Regions from separate parts of the Mus musculus genome. Here region 2 is linked to region 1. Evidence: chromatin loops called from intact Hi-C (ENCODE). Cell type or tissue: heart. All regions are shown on one strand. Links, peaks and the distances in the headings refer to the core of each region. The heading gives the core; the rest is flanking DNA. Region 1 overlaps Ephb2 (Eph receptor B2). Region 2 has its middle 15 kb from the start of Epha8.

Region 1 (8,000 bases), core at 1-8,000:
TCCTCTCACCCGCGCCATGGCGGCAGGCCATGCTTGGGTACTTCCCACCGCCGAGACCTTCTTCGTATGGAGAGTACTTCACACGGCTGTTACTGTCTGAGCCTTCCCCCCACACCCGCCCCCCAGATGGCCAAGTCCTCTGCAGCCAGCGTCAGCTGGTAACAGTGGAAGTCAAATGACCCAGTGGCTGTCCTTTGATGGCATGTACACTCAGACTGAGCAGACGGGCTAACCGACAGGGACCTGGCTACATGTCACTGGTCATCTCAGAAGTAACCATGGGAGAAAGCCGGGAGGCAGGAGCACCAGAGAGAGTAAGAAAGGGAGATGGAGGGTAGATCCTCCTTCTGACTCTCAGCACAAAGTGCTGACAGGCCACATGGGCCTCTGTCCCTCAGTTTCTCCTCCCGTCAGTGCCTGGGGGTACCATTCCAAGGACGATTGTGGTGATAGTGTGGTGTCCCCCGCACACATCGAAGACTGTGAGAAGTGACCAGGTAGCCACTTGGCTACTGTGGAGCCACCTGGTCCCAAAGAAAGCAGAGCAGTGCCACCCCAGCCAACACCTCTGCCAGGCTCCCAGGCCTGGCTGGTGCGCTAGGAAATGGGTCGCAGTCAGGACCACAGAGGGATTCCTCATTTCCGCTCCAATCTTTGGGGAAAAATACTTTCAGTTTCATTTAATCACAAGGCTTCTTAATTAGTTTTTTTCCCTTTTCTTTCTTCTGTTTTTTTTTTTTTTCCTTTTCTTTCTTTCTAAAATCAGTTGTTAAGCTGTCCTTGCTGGAGGGAGCAGAGACACTGGCCCCTGCAAGGCAAAGCTTCCTTTGTCCAGCTACCCAGACTGGGAGCCCCTTCAAAGTCCTTCAGGACCCAGTGAGATTTTTTTCAAGAGAGACACTCAGGCCTCTCAGTAGCCACTGCTCAACACATCAACAAGTACTTATGGAATGTCTACTGTATACCAGGCGCCAGGACACAGCAGAGCTAATGTCTCACCCACGGTGGCTCAGAGCTATCAGCAGAGGGCCAAGAGAGGATTCAACATTGGCCCTGGTCTTGGCAGCATGGAAAAGCTTCTCAGAGAAGGTCAAGACATTCATGGCGAAATACTAAAGTAGGAACTGGGGCTGGCTGGGGTGGTGAGGGGCAGGAAGTGACTGGCCCAAGTGGCCAGCCTGCCTCTGGTTTTTGTTTCATTCATGAGCTCCATCCCTCACTCTCTGCTCCATCCACACAATGCTCTCATTCATCATTCGCACCCTAGGGAGACCAGGCCCTTTGCTGCCAGCATGTGGGCTTTCCAGAGAAGAGGCAGAGGCTGTGGGAAGATGCTCAAGGCTGGTAGAAGTGATGGTGTTTCCTGGTACCCTGAAGATGCTGATAGGCAGGGATAAGAGACCAGGGAGGGAAGAATATGATGGAGAAGTCAAAAGCTGGGGCTGGGGTAGGAGTTGGGGCGGGGGGGGTGCAGGCTTCTCTGAGGGGAGACAGCTGATTAAGATAGCTGGGCACTGTAGTGATGTGGGGGGTGGGGGTGGGGTCTTTCATTCTTTCACTCAACTCATCTACTGGGTTTCTCTAGGCTTCAGCTTAGAGCTCTGGGGAGAAGGTGATGACCAGAGAGAGAGGTGGCTCCTGACAGCAGCACAGGACACTGGGATATGCAGGGGGGAAGTCCATGATCATGAGGAGCGCATGAATGAGACAGGGTTAATAGGTGACAAACAGATCTCTGCTAACCCAGAGGCTGATGGGGACTAGGCGGGGGTCTCAGAGAGTGGGTTTCCGCAGGCCTAGCTGCCACAGTCCCTGAGCCCCAACAGCATGACACCCCCCCATCATTTCCTGCTCACTATGAGCTCACCCCCAACAAAGGGCTTTCTATCAACCATTTACCAGCAGCTTAGTCTGAACAGAAGTCCTAGGCACCTTTCTCTGGGGTCCTTGTGGTCTCTATGGGTAGAAGGAAGAGGAATTCTAGGTCTAGGCACCAGGTTACAGGGCCTCTGGTGTTTATCCCTACGGGAGGCCAACTGCTATGTCCACTCCTGGAGGCCTGTGCTATGTGGCGCTCACGGTCTCTGGTCCCATGTGGCACTGTCCTGAAATACTAGCCCACCCTGTAGGAGACAGGCAGGAGAGCAGGGAGCCCACACATTCACCTCTGCAGGGGACCAGGGACATGCTTGGTGCTGGTGTCTGCCCCTTCTTCCTCCTCATGGAGTGGCAGTCTCCTCTGCCATCCACCCAGGTGGAGATGGAGGCCCCCCCCAGGGCAAAGTTTGACTGCCTGAGGATGCAAATTGATTCTGCCTGTTTGTCTTACATGCGTGGCTTCCAGCCACAGGTCTCTCAAAGAGGAGTGGAGTCTATTCTAAAAGATCAGAGAGAAATCCGTCTATGCAGTCCAAGGTGCCTGGGTGGAGACAAAGCCACGGTAGACTCAGAGGGCCTTAGAGGAAGTCTGGCTTTCTTCCCTCAGCCTATAGGAAGAGCCCTTCTCTTCATTGTCAACCCATTGTGGGATCCCCTCAACTGTGGGTTTCCTGTTAGTCACTGACACCTTAGTTTGATCAGAAGTCCATCTTTCCCAGAGGCCCTTCTAGGGGTCCACCCCGCATAGGGTATAGACAGATGCTTTCAACCGGTGAAGACCAGTTTTGTTGTTTTGTTTTGAAAAACAGTTTATCTCAAACTCAGGCCTCTGAGGTCAAGACTGAAGAGGTCTCGACAGTAATAGGTCTGAATGAAGGTGGCATATCGTTCAGACAGACAGCCCGTCCCCTGGACCAGAACAATGAGAGGGCAAGGCACCTGCCTAAGATCTCACAGCAGGGGCAGGAGAGGCAACGGAGAGTCCGGCAGGCTGAGCCTGAGGCTGGCAGGAGAGTACACACCAGGCCTAGACTGGGAGAGGGGCGTTTGGGGAGGCAGAGCCAGTGGGCACACGGCTACCTTCTCATAGTACTGCAGCTCGTAGTCCAGGATCACACCGTTGGGCTGGTCTGGCTGGGACCACGACAGGGTGATGCTGTCCACAGTGCGGCTCACCTGGTGCATGATGGACACGGCCGATGGTGCTGCAAGAGAGGTCAGAGGTCAGGGGTCAAAGCAGGCATGAGGAAGTACAACTTATTTTAGAAGCACGAGAGCCATGGGGCCAGTGAGGACAGGGTCAGAGAGCAGGTTGGTGGGGGGGTCAGGGACCAGAGAAAGGACCAATAGGGAATTCCAGACCATGGTGGGGGCTGGGGCTTCTCTAGGGGGCTTGTGACAGTGTTGTGGAACTAGATGAGGTACAGGAAACACGCTGACGCTATGTCATACATGTTGACCTGATCGGCCTATTCATCCCCACACGGCTCGCTGACCTGTGACCTGGATGGGGTCTTTCACTACTGGGAGCCTCAGCTTCCACATCTCTGCTTGATGCTATGGAAGGTGTGTGTATGTGTGTGTGTGTGTGTGTGTGTGTGTGTGTGTGTGTGTGTGTGAGGACTGGGAAATAATTTTGGGAATGCCAGCATCCCTCCAGGGAGAAGCCGCGCCACCTGGCCGTTCAGGGCCATACAGACTCATAGAAGAAAGTGGGCTCATTTCTGTCTAGTGAGGCCCCCCCCCCAAGCTCTTCTCCCCACCCCCAGCCAGCACCACACTAGGCTCTGTACCAAGGAACCAGAGACTCCACCCAGAGCCAGGGCCCCCCGGTGGCTGCTTCTGGAATCTCCTGTTGTTTGCCTCTTCTCAGCCGGTGCCAGTGTAACTGGGAGACCTGGACAGACCACACCTTGCCTTCCCACCCCAGCCACTGATCCTGCAGGTCTCAGATGTGGTGTACCTGGGAATCCGGACTCCCAAGCATGCACAGAGAAGGGGGGTGAGTGATTTGTCCAAGGTCACACAGCAGAGGGTGGGTGGGTCCATAGCAGTGAGCCTGGTGGGGCATGTGGTCCATTCCACCCCTCAAGGACTGTGTGCAGGCAGGACTCTGCCCACAGTCCCTCTAGCTGAAGCCACAGGGTGGGCTCTTGAGAGGAGGGGTAGGACCATGTAGCCAAGGCAAGTGGGCCCAGCCTTTGGAGTCTGTCCTTGTCCTGAAGGGCCTGGGGTATGACAGAAGGCCTGAAGAAGATGGCTGCCTGCACCTCTGTCCACTCAGCTCTCTTTCCTGGAGACCCTGTGGACTCAAGATACCCACCCAGAGGAGGCCCTGGTTTCTGACACCCACAGGGTCACTAACTCAGATAACACATGTCATCTGTGGGTTGGGCATTTATAATACCCACTCTACAGATGAGGGAATGAACTCAGGAGTTATGGAGAAACCTGCCTGAAGTCAAGCAATGGAGCCAAGATTCAAACCCAGGCAAACTCGGGGCCAATCAGCTTTCTTGTGGCGATAATGGCAGACCAGGGATGCTGCAGAGGGTTTGTAAGGACATCCTAAGCTCCAGACTGTAGTCTTGAAGCCAATCCACCCCCCTCCAGCCATGGCAGCTCCCACGGGCTTGAAGGGTCTGGGCTGTAGCAGGCTTGGGTTTCAGGCAGATCCTGGGCTCTGAGCCCCTAAGCCCCGTGACCCAGGCGTGGTGAGGAGATGAGATCTGCCAGGAAGATGATCAAGGCTGGCTGGGGAGCTGGCCCCTCTCTCGGAATCCAGAGATTAGCAATGAGAAAAGGCACAGGCTAGAAGCTGTCCGGGCCCCTCCTGCTGCCGCGCCCACGCTGGGTCAGGTTACCTTGGAAGTTGGACATCTGGGAATTCTGGTATTTTCAATTATCAGACGGGCACGCCAGGAGGCTATGGGGTCAGTGGTACCCTGTGACCCTTGCCAGGAGATGGAGCCCCAGGGGGCAGAGCACAGAGGAGGTGGGGGAAGCTGGGCAGCCTGCTTTCCTGCAGCAGGTGGCCAGGGGGCCTGCTGGCCTCCAGCAAGACCTGGGGAGAATGGGGAAAGCCTGTCCCTTCCTGGCAGGGGCTTGGGCCAGCTGAATTCTCCCTATGAGTCATGTTTCTTCCCTAAGTTATGAAGGGGCTGAAAAGGGACTTCCGAGGTTGCATGAGGTGATACTACAAGGTGGTCCCCACAGGCTAAATGAAGGACTGGCTTCTAGTCCTAGATGCCAGCATAGGTCAGAGAGGCAGAAGGCTAGGATGCTGCCTGGCCAGAGGCAGGAGGCCACACCTCACTTCCTGTGTGCTGAGGATCAAGGAAAAACCCACTTTTGGCCATCCATTCCCAGTTGAGAAGAGGCAGTGAGCTAAGGCGCCATGGGGAGAGGCAGCCACTCACTGGACTGTCTGAGGCCCCACCCCAGGCCCAGGCCTAATGGCCTTGCAGGCCCCAGAACCATCTCCTGCCCTTGCCCCCAGATGGAGATGACTCCACAGATGCCCGACCCTGCTGTGGAGGCCCTGTCTGGCATCGCTCTTTTCACCATCTCCCTTCTCCCAGACACCATCTATTCTGTCTCTTTATGTTCCCCAATATACCGAGGTTCCCACCCCTGGGGTTTTTGGCTCCTGATTCTTTGCTGAGAAACCTCTTGCCTCCCATCCACCAGAGATCAATGGTCTCATCTTCATTTGAGTCTCCACTCCAATGTCACCTGTTCAGGGACACCATCCCTGTCTCCTCTCTGCCTCACACACGTTCAACCCTTACCCCCAGTGCCTGGAACAATGTGTGCCTCAGTAATGTTAATTGGTATGTGGAGGGAAGGAAGGAAGACAGGCAGGCAGGAAGGCTGGCTGGCTGGCTTTGGGCAAGCTAGCCCTCTCTCTTCCCAGACTCTTTTTCCTTCAGCCTCCTTCCCAACAGTCAATCTTTCAGACAGGAGCAAAATGCGAGTTCGTAGTTAAGCACACCGTGCCCAATTAAAAGACTACACTTCCCTAACCTCTCTACTGGCTGGAGTGGCCGTGTTGAGTTTGTCAGTAGATACAAGCTGAACTGTTACATAAAAACCCAAAGGAAGTCAGTTTTACAAGGAAAGCATGCTCCTAATTCACCTTCTATCCTGGTGTCTGGGATGTGTATGTGATAGCAGGAGACACTGCAGCTAGTTTGGCCCAGAAAAAGATGTATTGAGGAGTCTGGTTCCCCTGGACTCCACATTCTCTACTTTCTAATATTATTTATGGCTCAGAGAAAGGCCATGCAGCCTGCTGTATCAACCATCCCTCTATAATTGTACCTTTCTGTCTTATCCATTTTCAGGTTTCTTGTCTCTGGTTCTGGGCCTGTCTGGATGACTGCCTTTGACAAATGGGATAGAGGCGAACCTCACTTGAAAAGGCTCCTGTGTGTGTCCATCTGTCTGTCTGCTGCCTCAGTTCCCTGCGATGGCAAGGACTTTGTATCCAGGACACCCTGCTAGTGATGAGACCCTTTAATTCAGCTCTTCATATTGTGGTGACCGCCCCCACCATAACTATTCTCATTGCTACTTCATAACTAATTTTGCTACTGTTACGAATCATAATGTAAATATCTGTTTTCTGATGGTCTTAGGTGACCCCTGTGAAAGGGTTGTTTGAACCCAAAGGGATCACAACCCACAGGTTGGGAACCACTGTACTAGAGGCGTAGAGACATGTAGCAGCTGGGGCCCCTGCAGTCCAATGGACAGCTATCAACTCCAAATAGGGAACTGCCCACGCTCTGGAGCAGATAGACAGACAGCAAACACGAGCATACCTCTACCAGGACCAACGCTGCCACAGGCTGCCCAGAGACTCTCAAACTTGTGGCATATTGCTTCTCTTCTGCCACCAGCTTTGTCGTCCCACCTGTCTCGTGTCCCGCCTGTATCACGCAGTGAGCCCATCTTCAATGGCACCTTCAGTGAGCAACGCCTCCCCGGCTCCAAAGGATCAGAGCGCAGGATGCGGTCTCCCTCGCCTTCTCTTCCCTTCTCTCCTCTTTCCCCAGGCCCCTGCCCAGAGCTCTCTGATCCTCTCAGCCTCCCAGGGAGAGAAGAGGGTGAAGACAAGTTCATACCAGTTCCAGAGCAGAAGGCATTGTGTGCCCGGACCCAGCAGGGCATGAGGATCAGAGGAGCCCCGGGGATAAGAAAGGCTTTGGAGAGTTCAAAGTCTTTCATTGAGGGAGCCACGTGGCATGGTGTCGTGGACACAGACCTGGGCAGGGAGCCTGGGACCTGTTCTGCCAAGGAGCCTCATGGGATCCAGAGGAGCCACTTAGGAATCTCTTTGGGCCTCGGTTTCCCTCTACGTAGCAAGAGATGTGCATGAGATAATATGGGGTATTTCAATATGACCCTAATTACATGCTTTGATTAGCAGGACCATGACTCCAGAAGATGTCTACACCCCCGTCTTGGGGAATATGGCGCCCCCATGTGGCAAATAGCTCTCAAGATGGGAGACTTTCCTATGTTACCCACATGGAGACCAAACTTAAAGGAGTAGGGTTTTCCCAGTAGGGAGCCCTTGAGTTTGGAAGGCTGAAAAACCAGGCATCCTGTGGATGAATGAAAGCTCTCAGAGGTTCTGGGCAAGGACTTGAAGGGATCTCAGTGGCTCAGGGTGGCTCGAAGCTGAAGGAAACCAAGCCATCCCTGGAAGAACCAGACTCAGCACACTGTCTCAATACACAATGGCCAGAAGCCAGGCCTGGTGACCCAGAGGCTGTAATCTCAGCTACTCAGGAAGCTGAGGCTGGAGGATCTCAAATTCAAAGTTTCCCTGGGGCTACCGAGTACATTTAAGGCCAGCCCGGGCAACTTAGCGAGTCCAGACTTCAAAATTAAAAAAGGGGAAAGATAAATAGCTACAAACCCAGCACACGCGGGAGCCTAGGTTCCATGTAAGAATAAAGAGAAAAACTCAAAGATCCTGCAGCCCCAGCTGCAAGACGCATGCCCTGCTTAGTTTGCAGAGGTCTGCATAGCCTCAGAACTGTGAGGTCCTACTGTGTGCAGCTGGAACTGGCTAAGCCTGTAGTGACAAGGCATGTAGTAATGGCACACTG
Region 2 (11,703 bases), core at 1,874-9,873, 290 kb after region 1:
GGTGGGGCTCGCAGGAAGGGTGCAGGTGCTTTAGCCAACTGTATGCTGTGGCCTTTCTCTAAGCTGGTGTTCTCTCTCTCTCTCTCTCTCTCTCTCTCTCTCTCTCTCTCTCTCTTCCCCCCCTCCCCTGCTGCTTCCCTCCATTCACTGGATTCAGCTTCAAACCACTCAAGCTTCATGGTCTCTAAAAGACTCCCCGAGGAGGGCATGGCGCCACACTGCTGTAATCCCATCGCTTAGGAGGTGGAGGCGGGATCGGAAGTTCAGGGATGGCCTGAGCTGCATAGTGTAGCCCTGTCCCCCCAATCCAAAGCCCCCTGTACCTCCCCACCCAGGTCAGCCTCTGGAATGTCCCATCTTCTCAGACTGATCCTGGTAGCACAGCCCATGCAGTCAGGGCTCCTTCAGCCCCTCCTGGACGACTTTTTAAAACTCGGTGTCTTTTCTCTTGCTCCTAAAGTCCTTGGAAGCTCATCTTTCTACTATAGGCAAGTGTTCTGTCCTTCCCAGGGGTCATGTGTCACAGATGACAGGAAGAGTGTGTCAGGGACTTTTATTTTGAAGTTCACAAGCAGAAAATTCCCCTTCCATGTGGGCCTGATGGTAGTTGGTAATATGTCCAAACAGAGGCCAGACAATAGCGGAGGGCAGTCTGATCTGGCAGGGACGGATTCCAAAAGCCTCCAAGCAGAAAGCCATCCTGTCAGGAGGGCCTGGTAGTAGGATTTTAAAGGGCAGGTGGACATTTGCCGGGGACACTGAAGTGCAGGCAGTAACTGAAGACCAGCCTTGGGCTTAGGGCCCCTCGTAGAGGCTCTGAAGTTGTGGGCGGGGCAGACATCTGCTGGGATAAGAAGTTGATGTCAGGAGCTTTCTCAGCCCATTTGTAAAATGGCGCTCATGTCGGATCATCTGTTAATATAGTCATCTCCTGAAACAACGCCTGGTGCTTAAGATCCGGATCAGCTAATTGTTACTGATGACCGTGAGGGTTGTTATTGTTGCTGCTCTGCTAACGATCCTCTATGGAGCAGCTGCGGTGGGCTGGGTACTGTCAGGTCGGGGATGAGTTTATCCTTGCAGTGTCTTGGGAGTCCAGCCTCTATGCAGAGGAGGCTGAGAGGGGTGAGGTCACTGGTCTTGGTTCACAGAACAGGAGAGGTGCAAAGATGACCCAGAAACCTCAACTGACCCCACTGTGCCCACTCAGACCTCCTTAGCCCTGGCCAAAGGCTCTAAGGGCAGGACCAGAGCACCTCCTCTCTCCTTGCTGCTTCCTGTCCCCCATCTGTGGGTGAAGTGTGAAGCTCCCGCAGTAGGAGGCGTGCCTTGGTGAGACTGGTGGCTAACTCACTGAGCCTGATCCGTAGGAGCCTCCAGTGGCAGTGACCCTCCGTGGCTGGACCTGGCCAGGGCCAATGGTCAAGAGGAGAGACCCCCCCCCTTCTCCTGGTGACCCTGCTTGCTGCCCAGAACCTTAGCCCATGGCTTGTTTCCCACCGGGACTCATTTAAGAGCACTGGCCAGCTTGCTAGGGGACTTCAAAGATGGTATTTGATGAGTTTTAGCGGCTTCAGCAAAACTCTAATTTGAATTTCAGGCGGTGGTGTGTGATTTCCTCGGTGACAGCTCCGAGGGATGCGCAGGCTCGGCTGTCATCCAGGGGGCTTCTCCATTGCTGCCGTGCCTGCCTTCCCGAGGAGGAGAGGGATCTGTGAGGAGCCGGGTTCCATTGAAGCTAGGGGAGGAGAGGGCTGAACAAGTGACTAGGAGGAGACATAATAGCAGAGAGGGAGGGAGAAAGAGTGGGAGGAGGAGGGGGAGGATGGAAAGGAGGAGGCAGAGGAGGAGGAGGGGGAGGAGCTGGTAGTGATAACTAGGAAAGAGAATAGGGGTGAGATTGGAGGATGTGGGGGTAGCAACAGAGACCAAGAGAGTAAAGTAGGGTGTATGTGTGTGTGTGTGTGTGTGTGTGTGTGTGTGTGTGTGTGTGTGATTAGATCCAGAGGGAAAACGAGACAGAGAAAGCCACAAAGAAAGGGGAAAGCAGACGGGCAAGAGACTGGCAGGCCAAAAGCTAGACTGAAGAAGAGCAGAGATCTAGCGATGGAAGACTTGAAAGCCATCGGAGACAGCTCTAGGGGAGACCGAGAGAACAGGAAAGGACAGGGAGTGGTAGGGGACACTATAGACAAACTGAGGAAGCTGCAGAGGATGAAGAGGAGATGTGGAGATGTCCCCACAGCCAGCACACATTTGCTGAACAGTTACTCTGTGTGCGGCAGACTCAAGACAGGTCCTATCCACAGGGCTCGGGTGCCTGTGTGCAGACAGTGCTTCCAGCCAAGGTCAGAGGTGACATGTCTGTCTCACCGTCCTGCTAAGAGCTGCCTTGATCCCCCCCTCCCCCATGGCCCCCTCAACTGGGTAGTTTACAGGAAGGAGCTGTTAATCGCGCACACACCCCGAGTTGGGGGCTTGAAGCCCAGTGGGGAAGGAACTTTGCCCAGGTGCAGGAGCCAGAAAGGAGCTGACTGGAGGGAGCAAAGGTCTTGGGGACAGAGCTAGGACAGGACCAGTAGCTGGATTCCACCCTCTCCCACTCTCCCTCCTCCCCATTCTCTTCCCACCTCTGGCAAGTGGTGGCTGAGTTTTCATTAGGACAAGATTTGAAGGCATAATTTCCCAGAGTTCAAACACCTGCCAGGTGGATTAGGCGCTTGAAAAGGCTCCTGCCAAGGCTGTCAGAAGATCCTGACCCCAGCCAGAGGCCTCATCAAAGATGGGGCCAGAGAATTCATGACACCACAGCCCGGAAGGAGTGTGCTCATTTCAAAAGCCACAGGGGGCTGGGGGACCGGTCAAGGTGAACTGCAGCCGATTATGGTGTCTGCAGAGCCCTCCCATGGCTGAATACAAGACAAGAATGAAGTCCGGAAAAGTATTACCGGCTCTGTGCCTGGGTCTCAGAGGGCCCAGCTGAAGGCCTTGCAACGAATAACGACAGTGTCTTGAGCCAGAGTTGGTTTAGTGACCTTGGCAAGGCAGGGCTAGTGGGTGCCACACCCTCCTCTGTGGCAATGGTGTCTGAACGTGAGCCTGGAGATCAGGCCAACCTTGCCACAAGATTCTGCTGTTCTGCTGATCGTCAGCCGTGGGCCAGCCTCTCGGGATACCTGCTTCTTCCCCTGACACCTATGCTGCCTGCTCGGAGAATGGCTGAGAGGATCAAGCCGGTGACAGATGTGGCGGGCCACGTGGTGAGGGGGATTCACTCAGCAAGCATTTCCTGGACACCTGCACCAGGCCAGCTGTGGGGACCCAGCAGTAAGCACAGCTGGTCAGGTCCCTGTGCTGATATGGGGAGGGGGGGCTGTCCCCATGGTGGGGACAGACCTAAAACGTCAAGGCTCAGTTCAGAGAGAAACAAAAAGCATGTCAGAAGGAGAATAGGAGCCACCCTGTGGGGCAGGATGATGACATCAGCAGAACAGCATCAGGGCCCTGCATGTAGCTTAGGGGTCGTGTGCTGGCAGAATTGGGACTGTGGGGTTGGTTTCCCAGGCTTTATCCAGTGCCACCTCAGAGCGTGCCCTTAGGCAAGTCATTTCCCACTAGTTGCATAGGGATGGATGTACCTTGGGGGTCATGACAGCCACTGCGCCCCTAGAGGCAACTTCTGACTGTAGAAGGAGGGCACAGACAAAACCAGCAGCAGGGCCAGGTTCCAGGACCAGATGCTGCAGCAAAAAGAGCCCCCCCCCCCAATCCGAAAAGCTAAGGGGCCATGCTTCTACCCCGGGGGTGGGAGGTAGGGGGAGGCGGGGCTTCAAGAGTAGAGCAGATTCTCCTTGCCCAGAAGTGGAGCAGCAGACCTGAGGGTGGGGTAACCTAAGTGACAGATGAAGGGAGGATAGTGATGGGGCTGGGGCTGGGGGTTGGCAGAGGTCAGGTGGGGGGCGCTGACTGGCTCATTCAGCTGCCAGGACCTTATCCCAGGCTCCATGGGGGGTCCGCATGAGGCCTCTGGTTTGGTCAGATCTGTGTCCAGTGCAGCTCTGACAGCTGAGAGGTTTGAGAAGACAGCTCCGCCCCCCTGGGCTTCCCCCGCTCCTTCCCCTGCTGGGGGTCTCCAGGGTCTCCAGCTGCCCCAGTCTAACTCCTTAGCACGTGCTATGCTTGTTAACAGCTCCAGGAGAGGCCGCCAGCCTGGGCCACCCATAGGAAAGTCAAGCGCGGGGAATCTGTGGGGGCCTGCCTCCCCGTCGTATACCACCCCACCAGCACACGCATGCATCTCCTGCACTCTTACTTCCTCTGAGCTTTCAGTCTCTGGGCTAAAGTCCTGACTCGACTACCTGTGTGACTTTTGAAAAAGCGATTAACTTGCCTGTTTCCTTGCCTAGAGAATCTCTTCCTCACATGAGTGGATCCATTTATCCCTAGGTAGAGACCATTGACTTGCATTGATTCTTCCAGGCTGTGGGTGAAGCCTGGAGATGGCGGGGTGGGAGTTGCAGTGGTGGTAGTGGTGGTGGTGGGGTTGTGTTTATCTCCCCCACACTGGGTACACCCCAGGCCAGGATAGCCCCTGGTCTGGAATTTTTGCATTAAATCAGGTAGCCACAAGAACATCTTCTGCACTGATTGGGGACTGCAGGCAAGCAGTTACCCTGAGCTGAGCCTCTTGGCCTTCACCACCCTAACTGTCCAAAGGGACCAGCCAGTCTGTGCACTTGCCCACAGTGCCGACCCAGTCCATGGAACCTTGAAGCCGAGCCTGTCCTCTCCTGGCCCCTGGTGTGGCAGCTCTGGCCACAAGGCATCATGTTGTCTGATATTCTTGCATGCACCTCACTAGATAGTGGGGCTCAGGCGCAGTGTCCTTGAGCCTGGTCATCTTTGTTTCCAGCACCAGGATTGGCCACTGTATTCCCAGCCCTGACCCAGTTCCCCTCCTCTTGGTCTGGGCTGCTCCATCTTAAGTGTTATTCCCCAAGGACCCTTTTAAAAATTTCCCCCTAATGAAAGTTTCATTCTGTAGATGGGCTGTGTCTGTGTATGTAGCCTGTGCACATCTGTGCTTTGTGAATAACAGGGAGAGGGATTTTTTTCCAGCCCGGTAGCTCATTATCGCCCCCTTGAGGACGCACTCGGCAATCCAGGCCGCCCTGGTCCTGAGCATGCACACTGGGTTGGTGTAATTGCTTCACCAAGGCTAATCACTTCTCCAAGGAACTCGTAGATGGCAAAATTGATGTCAGGGCACATTTTGCTGGTCAGCTGTGCATTCTAGGAGGACACAGGTGCTGACACAGGGCCCTCCCTCCCCCAGCTTGGAGGATGGGGGAGGGGAGCAGCAGAGTGTTCTTGTGAAGCTATGGGTGGGCTGGGTTCCTGGGGCACCGGGAGACAGTCTGATCCACAACATTTTACCTATGGAGAAACCTGGCCTTTGGAGACCTGGGGGTGGGAGCAGAGTCTGGAAGGACAGGATGGGGAGGCTGTAACTGGAGTGAGAGCCCCTGCGGGGAGGGAGAGGGGGGAATCAGGCCAGTGCTTGTTTCTTGCTGAGTCCTTTGGCTGAATCTGACATAGGTTAGACACGCAGGGCATATTAGGAAAACAGATGGATGATGGATGGATGGACTGATAGATGGGTGGACAGACAGATGGGAAGGCAAACTGACCCCAGTATCTTTCCCACACAGACTTGGTAAGTCAGAGCTGCAGCTAGGGTCTCCAGGGGGGTTCTGTGATGCCAGGCGCCAGACAGGAGACAACAGAGGAACACTTGGCCAGTATGTTCTGCAATATTAAACAGGCACCCTAGACTGCAAGTACCCAGCACATTCCTTATCTCTCCCTAAAACATGCCTTCCTCCAGGTTCTCCCACAGCCCCCAAACCCCGGGGAGTCATCCTGGACTCTGCTCTTTCCCCTGAGATCCTCGTCAGTCCGACTCACTAGCAAATTGGCTGGCTTTCTCCCACTGCCCACCATTTCCCCTGCGCTCACCTAGACAAGTCTCAGAATTCCGCTGGTGCCACCGTGTCATTCCATTTGTATAAAGCGTTGCTGTGACAAGACTGCAAGAGCCCCTTAACTACTCCCAGCACCCACCGTTTCCCTTACGTTTATTCTCTACACTGCAGCCCAGCGCTTTCTGCTCAAAACCCTTCCCTGGCCATACCCGTAGGATGACCCACAAGCTCTTGTGTAGCTGGCACCCTCATTCATTATTTATATCCAGTCTGGGGAGTCTCTTTTCTTTATAAAATACCCAGCTCAGGCATTCTGTTATAGTAACAGAAAACAAACTAAGACACCATCTAAAAAGGTGCGCACTGCACTGTCTGACACCGTCCTATATGTCTTTCTGGCTCCAACACTTCTGGTGCTTAGGGTTTCAGTCTTCCTCCCTGGAAGCCAACCACCACCAAGCACACTCCTCGTTCCTCGTCTGTCTGGTCCATTTAAACATGAGCCCCACAGTACGAGCTGAGCCTGGCCTTTTCACTGTGGTTACCCTAGTACCCAGTATCACTATTAAGCCATAGTAAGTGCTTAGTAAATCCTTGTGAGCTGCCTGGATTCTAGGGACCTGGTGACGCATAACGAGTGCCTAGGGGAGCAGGGCCCGGCTCACGCAGCCAAAGCTTGGATACTCACTTTGCTGCGCTATCATTTTCAGTGCTGGGGACCTCCCAGAGGCAGAGTCACTGTCAGGATGGAACCCAGGACCCCACCCATGCTGAGCCATCCTCCCAGCCACACTGAACTCCTAATCGCTCATCAGGGGCTCTGCAGGGCAGAGAGCCCACACAGACACTACAAAGTCATCTCTGAGAGCTTGGTGAGGGAAAGTCACATAGAGTCACACGGTGAGCACAGGGCCCTGGGGACTGGTGCTGGAGAGGAGACTTCTTTGGGGGTGATGAAATGTTTCATGGGTCCAGAGCTGAAATATGGAAGGTTGGAAGGAGTCTGGTAGTAAGGGGCACAGTGGGAATGGGTGTGCCCGAAATGGCTCAACTTTGCACTTAAAATCAGTTGGTAGCTGTTTGTGTTACATCTAGTTTACCACCACAACCAAACTAAACCAAACCAAAAATCAAAACTCCAAATAACCCAAGCATAAACATAAATGACCATGAGCTCAATGTTGTATTTGATGTCATTGGTGGGGTCCAGGGAGGAGTCTGAGAGTGAGTGACAGCTACCTGGGGTATGGAGAGGTTGGGTAGGAAGGCAGGCAGTCAGTGTAGGTGGCCACAGCTGGGTCAGAGGCTCTGGAGGGTGCACACGTTTGGGGCATACCTCCCCCCTCCCCGTGTTTGGAGCACAGTGGCTTCTCTTATCTCTGGCTGCCCAGGTTTGAGCCCCAGAGAAAGCTTTGTGGGAATGCTGGGTCGGGGAAGCTCTCTCTTCTTAGGCCTCCTTCTTAGGCTATCCTTTCAGGATGAGAAAGTGCTCTGGGTCACTGAGCCAGGAGGGTGTGACCTGGGAGACTCAGCATCTTGGAGACTCAGCACTCAGAAGCCGTGGGTGCTTCTCCATGCTCAGACCTGCCTCTCACAGCTGCCACTGAGATCAGCTGTAGGTCAATGGAGATCTCCTAGCAAGAGTCTCCCACTACCCATGGGCACCAGAGCCCAGCCAAGGAAGCATGGCATCTCCATCCAGCAGGCAGGCAGCTCCACTGTGCTCACATCCTGTTCTGCTGGGCAGCACTCATCATCCCACTTTGGAAAACGTTGCTTCCTCTGTGTGTGCCAGCTAAGGGGTCACAAGCTTCCCCACCCCCTGCTGAAGAGAGGCAGGATGGAGCTGTTCTCAGCCTCTATCTGGCAGGCATGTTGGGACACAATCCCTCCACATCTACCTGACAACAGAGTATTTCCCTCATGTCCCGTGAGAGTTGGGCCACACGGGGCTACCTGGGCACTGCATATACAACACAAAATAACCTAGAAAGGCCTTCGCTGTACACTGGCCACAGGCACCAGTCTCACGCCTTCACTTGCAAGTGGCATCAGTAGACACGGAGATGTTGGCACAGACAGGGCACATCACATGTGTGGCAGTGCACAGCGTGGGTGCAGATCCTCTGTGTGATGGGGCCTTCTTAAGGCCATGGGAGGGAGAGCCTGCCGGCCGCCTCCTTGGCCCCTTTTCATTTCTCTTTAGCCCTGGTCCACCACTGGGGTTAAATAGGATAGAGCATATGGGATTCCGTATTCACACCAGCATCACCCTGAAAGGGGAGTGACCTTGAACAAGCTCCTTTCAGTATTCTGAGTGTCCATTTGATCCCTCTGGATGAAGGAGACCGTGAAGGCTGAGCTGGGGGGTGCTTTTTCCAGGACCCCCGGGCAGGGGACAGCCTTCTGCTGACAGTGTCTTCTGAAGATCACAGCTGAACTGATGTCACCCATTCAGCCGGTACCACCCACATCAGGTGCCTTTCCTTCCTGACCTGGGCACCCAGTGGGGCTGTCACAGGTTTGGGGACTAGATGACAGAGCTGGGCTCAGCCACTTGTCATGCCAAGCCTCTGTCTGGTTCTATGCTGTCCAGTGACAGTCACTAGCTGCATCTGATGCTAAGACGGAATTAAAATCAGGTCCCTCCATTGTACCACGTTTCAAGTACTATCGACCACGTGGGCCTAGTGATTTCCATATTGAATGACATGGTAGACTGTTCCCATTGTCATGAAGCCCCACGGGACACTGCTGATCCAGGGACCTGAACACAGATGTGATGCCTGCACTGGGGATACTCACAGTGGAAGTGACCAAATGGTGTCCCTGTCACTATACCCTGTTGCTATGCATGCCGTCGCTTTTCCTTGGGAAGCAAACTTAATGCCAGCTGTCCTGACTGCAGGTCTGCTACTGCCTTCTCACGTGACATAGTGATCTGCTTCCTTGAAACTTCAACATCTGCACCAGCAAAACAAATCCATGTCCTTCCAACCCCAGGAGCACTGACACCAGAATCAACGAATCAGCCACCAGAAGTGCCCTGAAGTATAGGGGACCAGGAGAGACGGCAGGGACAGGATGATGGGGGTGTGGGGGTTCAGGGAAATGGCAGCCTGAGTCCACCCAGCTGAGGAAGCTTGAGAACGAGGCTGAGGTCGCTCTCTGTATCTTTTGACTGCAGAGGGGAAAGCAGCAGGATTCTGAATTTCAATATTGTTAAAGATCAAAAGCACACACCTGTGTGAACCGACTGAAACCCCAGAGTGCTACTGGGCAGTGAGGCCCCGTGAGACACTGGAGACGTTTGTCCCACTCATCCACAACTGAGGGTGCCCTTGTTGGGCTGAGCCTTTTCTACCCTCTCCTGCTCAGCTCAACCCACCACAAAGCCTTGAGTCTTCTGGCTGGGACAGAAACAGGGTCAATGTATAAGTCAGGTGACCCATTCTGCCCGTGTAAGAGGTAGAGGCCAGAGGAGGGCTGGCCCGAGGTATTTGCCCAGTGGTCTCTGCTATCTCCATATACACACTACAGAAATTTCCAGAGCACCAGCCATGTGCCTGGCCCCAGACAAGTTGGGAGAGTCACAGCTGGGACCAGGCCTTACTCTCTGGGACTGTTTTTTGTTTTTTTCCCCTCCTTCTCCACAGTCCAGCTTACCTGAGGGTTAGAAGCATCCCATGGAGTTTCTGTGCCCAACTCATGTGACTGGTTACTATGGTCATTGAGCACTGATGGCCACCAGCAACTATACCAGAGCCTTTTATATATGTCTATCTGCTATTATAAGAGTGTTCATTACTTCATCTTACAGACAAGACCAGGATAGGACAGCACATTTAAAGTGACAGCTAACAAAGAGCAGGACAGGGACTTGAACACAGAGCTAAGCAATTCAAAAGCTGGGCTCTGCTCCAAGGCATCCTAGTATCTTCTTTAGATCTGACACTCTGGTAGGATGGATGTTGCCATGGGAAACATTTTGCTTTAGGGGCCCCAGCTGAGATGAGAAGCCAGAGAAGCCATGAACCTTCCCCGTAAGTTTTTGGGTCAAGGGAGTCCCACAGTGTGTCACATACTATACTGGGCTCAGACACCCACATGGATTTCTAGCAGGCTCTGTGGCTTGCTGCATTCTAGAAGAAGCCCTGACTGAGCTGGTAGGTGTCTAGTGAAGGTACAGAGGGTTCAGGGATCTAAAACAGGGACAGGTCACTGGCCAGTAGCCCTGCAGCCAGACTCTGCCACTTACCTGGATAACCAGGCAGAAAGCAAGAAACACAGCAGGGTTATGAATGATCTCCAGCCGAGCTCACTGCTACTGTGATTGCTCTGACTTCCTCATCAGTCACCCCGGAGCACCAGCATCCGCACCACTGCGGGTACTGTCATTTTATGGACTCAGAATCTTAAAGGGTCCGGTCAGTGTCCACTGTGTGGGAAGCACTTAACGCCAATTGCTAATGATGAGAATGTGTGTGTTGTGTGTGTGTATGCGCGCATGCACACACATTTGTGCACACGTGAAGGTCAAGGGTCAATGTTGGTGTCTTAACCACGTCTCCACCTTTTATTATTGAGACAGTGGTACCCACTGAACCTGAAGCTCACTGGTTGGCTGCACACTATGTGGCTATCAAGCCCAGGATGCTGTTCCCATCTCCCTGGCACTGGGATGACCTGAGTCTGAGGATCTGAACTCACAAATTCAGGCTTGCATGACAAGCACCCCCAAAACAATTATGAGAATATTTCTAAGAGAAAAAAAGCACCTCCCCAAGACAAATAAAACAGATGAAAATTGTGTCGCATCTGTAGCTCTCAGCTTTAGTCTAGACTGGCACGGCATTCTTGAACTTGTGTCCGAGTTCCCCAGGTACGGAAGCCATGTATCTTTCCAGCCTCATCCCCAAATGTCCACTGCATGTGGTGTGGGTGAGATCAGTCATTCCCAGGGCCCCTGCTCTAACAGGTCTATGCAGTCGGACACCTGGAGGGCCAGGCTAACTGCCTAGATGCTTGCGTGTGTGTACTTGAGCAAGGTCAATGCCATCTTTGCCCTTGAAGGGGTCACAGTGAGAGGCCTGAGGTCACCCTGTAACAACCTAATAATGTCATGCTCCCAAGCTCCTAAGTGTGTCACTTGACAACTTTCCTCCTCTACATGCCACAGCCATCTTGTTCCTCAGTTGCAGTCCCTGGGCTCTGAGGCAGCCCCAAATGCTGGTCTTGCAAAGCTGGCTTCCGTCCTAACCCTACCTGGATCAGGCACTTCCATCCTTCACAGGGCGTAAAGTTGCTGTCCCTCCCTCCCCAGTCTCTGGGGTCCCTTTTACCCCGTCCATTTTTATCAGACCCTCCTGATGCCAGGACTGTGAAATCTCTCCTGGAAAGGCCCGCGGGTCCCTGGACTGACCTTGTCTGGATGTGTTTGATCAGCTGTCCCTGGCCTGCGCTGGGGGAACCTGGTGCGAGAAGAGCGGCAGGCATGGTGTTTGATCAGGGCAGCTGGGGAGCTCAGGCTAGCTTGCTCAGCCTTCTGCTAATCTCATCTCAGAGGGCAAAGAAAGGAAGTTCCCACAGGCTCTCCCATAGGTATCTAAGGGAGCAGCCTTGCCAGAGATGTGAAGCAGAGTCGGGGAAAGGCAGCAACCAGAGTGCTGGGTCCCCTTTGTTCCTAGCCTAGTCCTCCCCACTTCTCCAGAGGAACAGC

The links. Hi-C counts contacts between places; a loop is a spot of excess contacts. Peaks named below come from ENCODE experiments on the same cell type or tissue, not always from the same donor. Only the 100,000 strongest peaks of a DNase experiment are listed, where the experiment ranks them.
Region 2: a loop joins it to region 1, with 1.9 times the contacts of the local background. A loop is called at or near these places in 5 of 42 quality-filtered maps.

The regions. Positions count from the first base shown.
Region 1 is chr4:136,680,962-136,688,961 of GRCm38, forward strand. It overlaps Ephb2 (Eph receptor B2), which reads right to left. Exons shown (of 16, transcript NM_010142.4): 6 at 2,959-3,083. Among named protein-coding and RNA genes, the nearest start is that of Lactbl1, 62 kb to the left of the region's middle. In heart, for the core only: no CTCF peak of the experiment used is centred there; no DNase peak of the experiment used is centred there; H3K27ac peaks cover 384 bases; H3K27me3 peaks cover 5,401 bases.
Region 2 is chr4:136,966,000-136,977,702 of GRCm38, forward strand. No RefSeq gene overlaps it. Among named protein-coding and RNA genes, the nearest start is that of Epha8, 15 kb to the left of the region's middle. In heart, for the core only: a CTCF peak has its summit at 5,142 (motif pointing left); no DNase peak of the experiment used is centred there; H3K27me3 peaks cover 8,000 bases.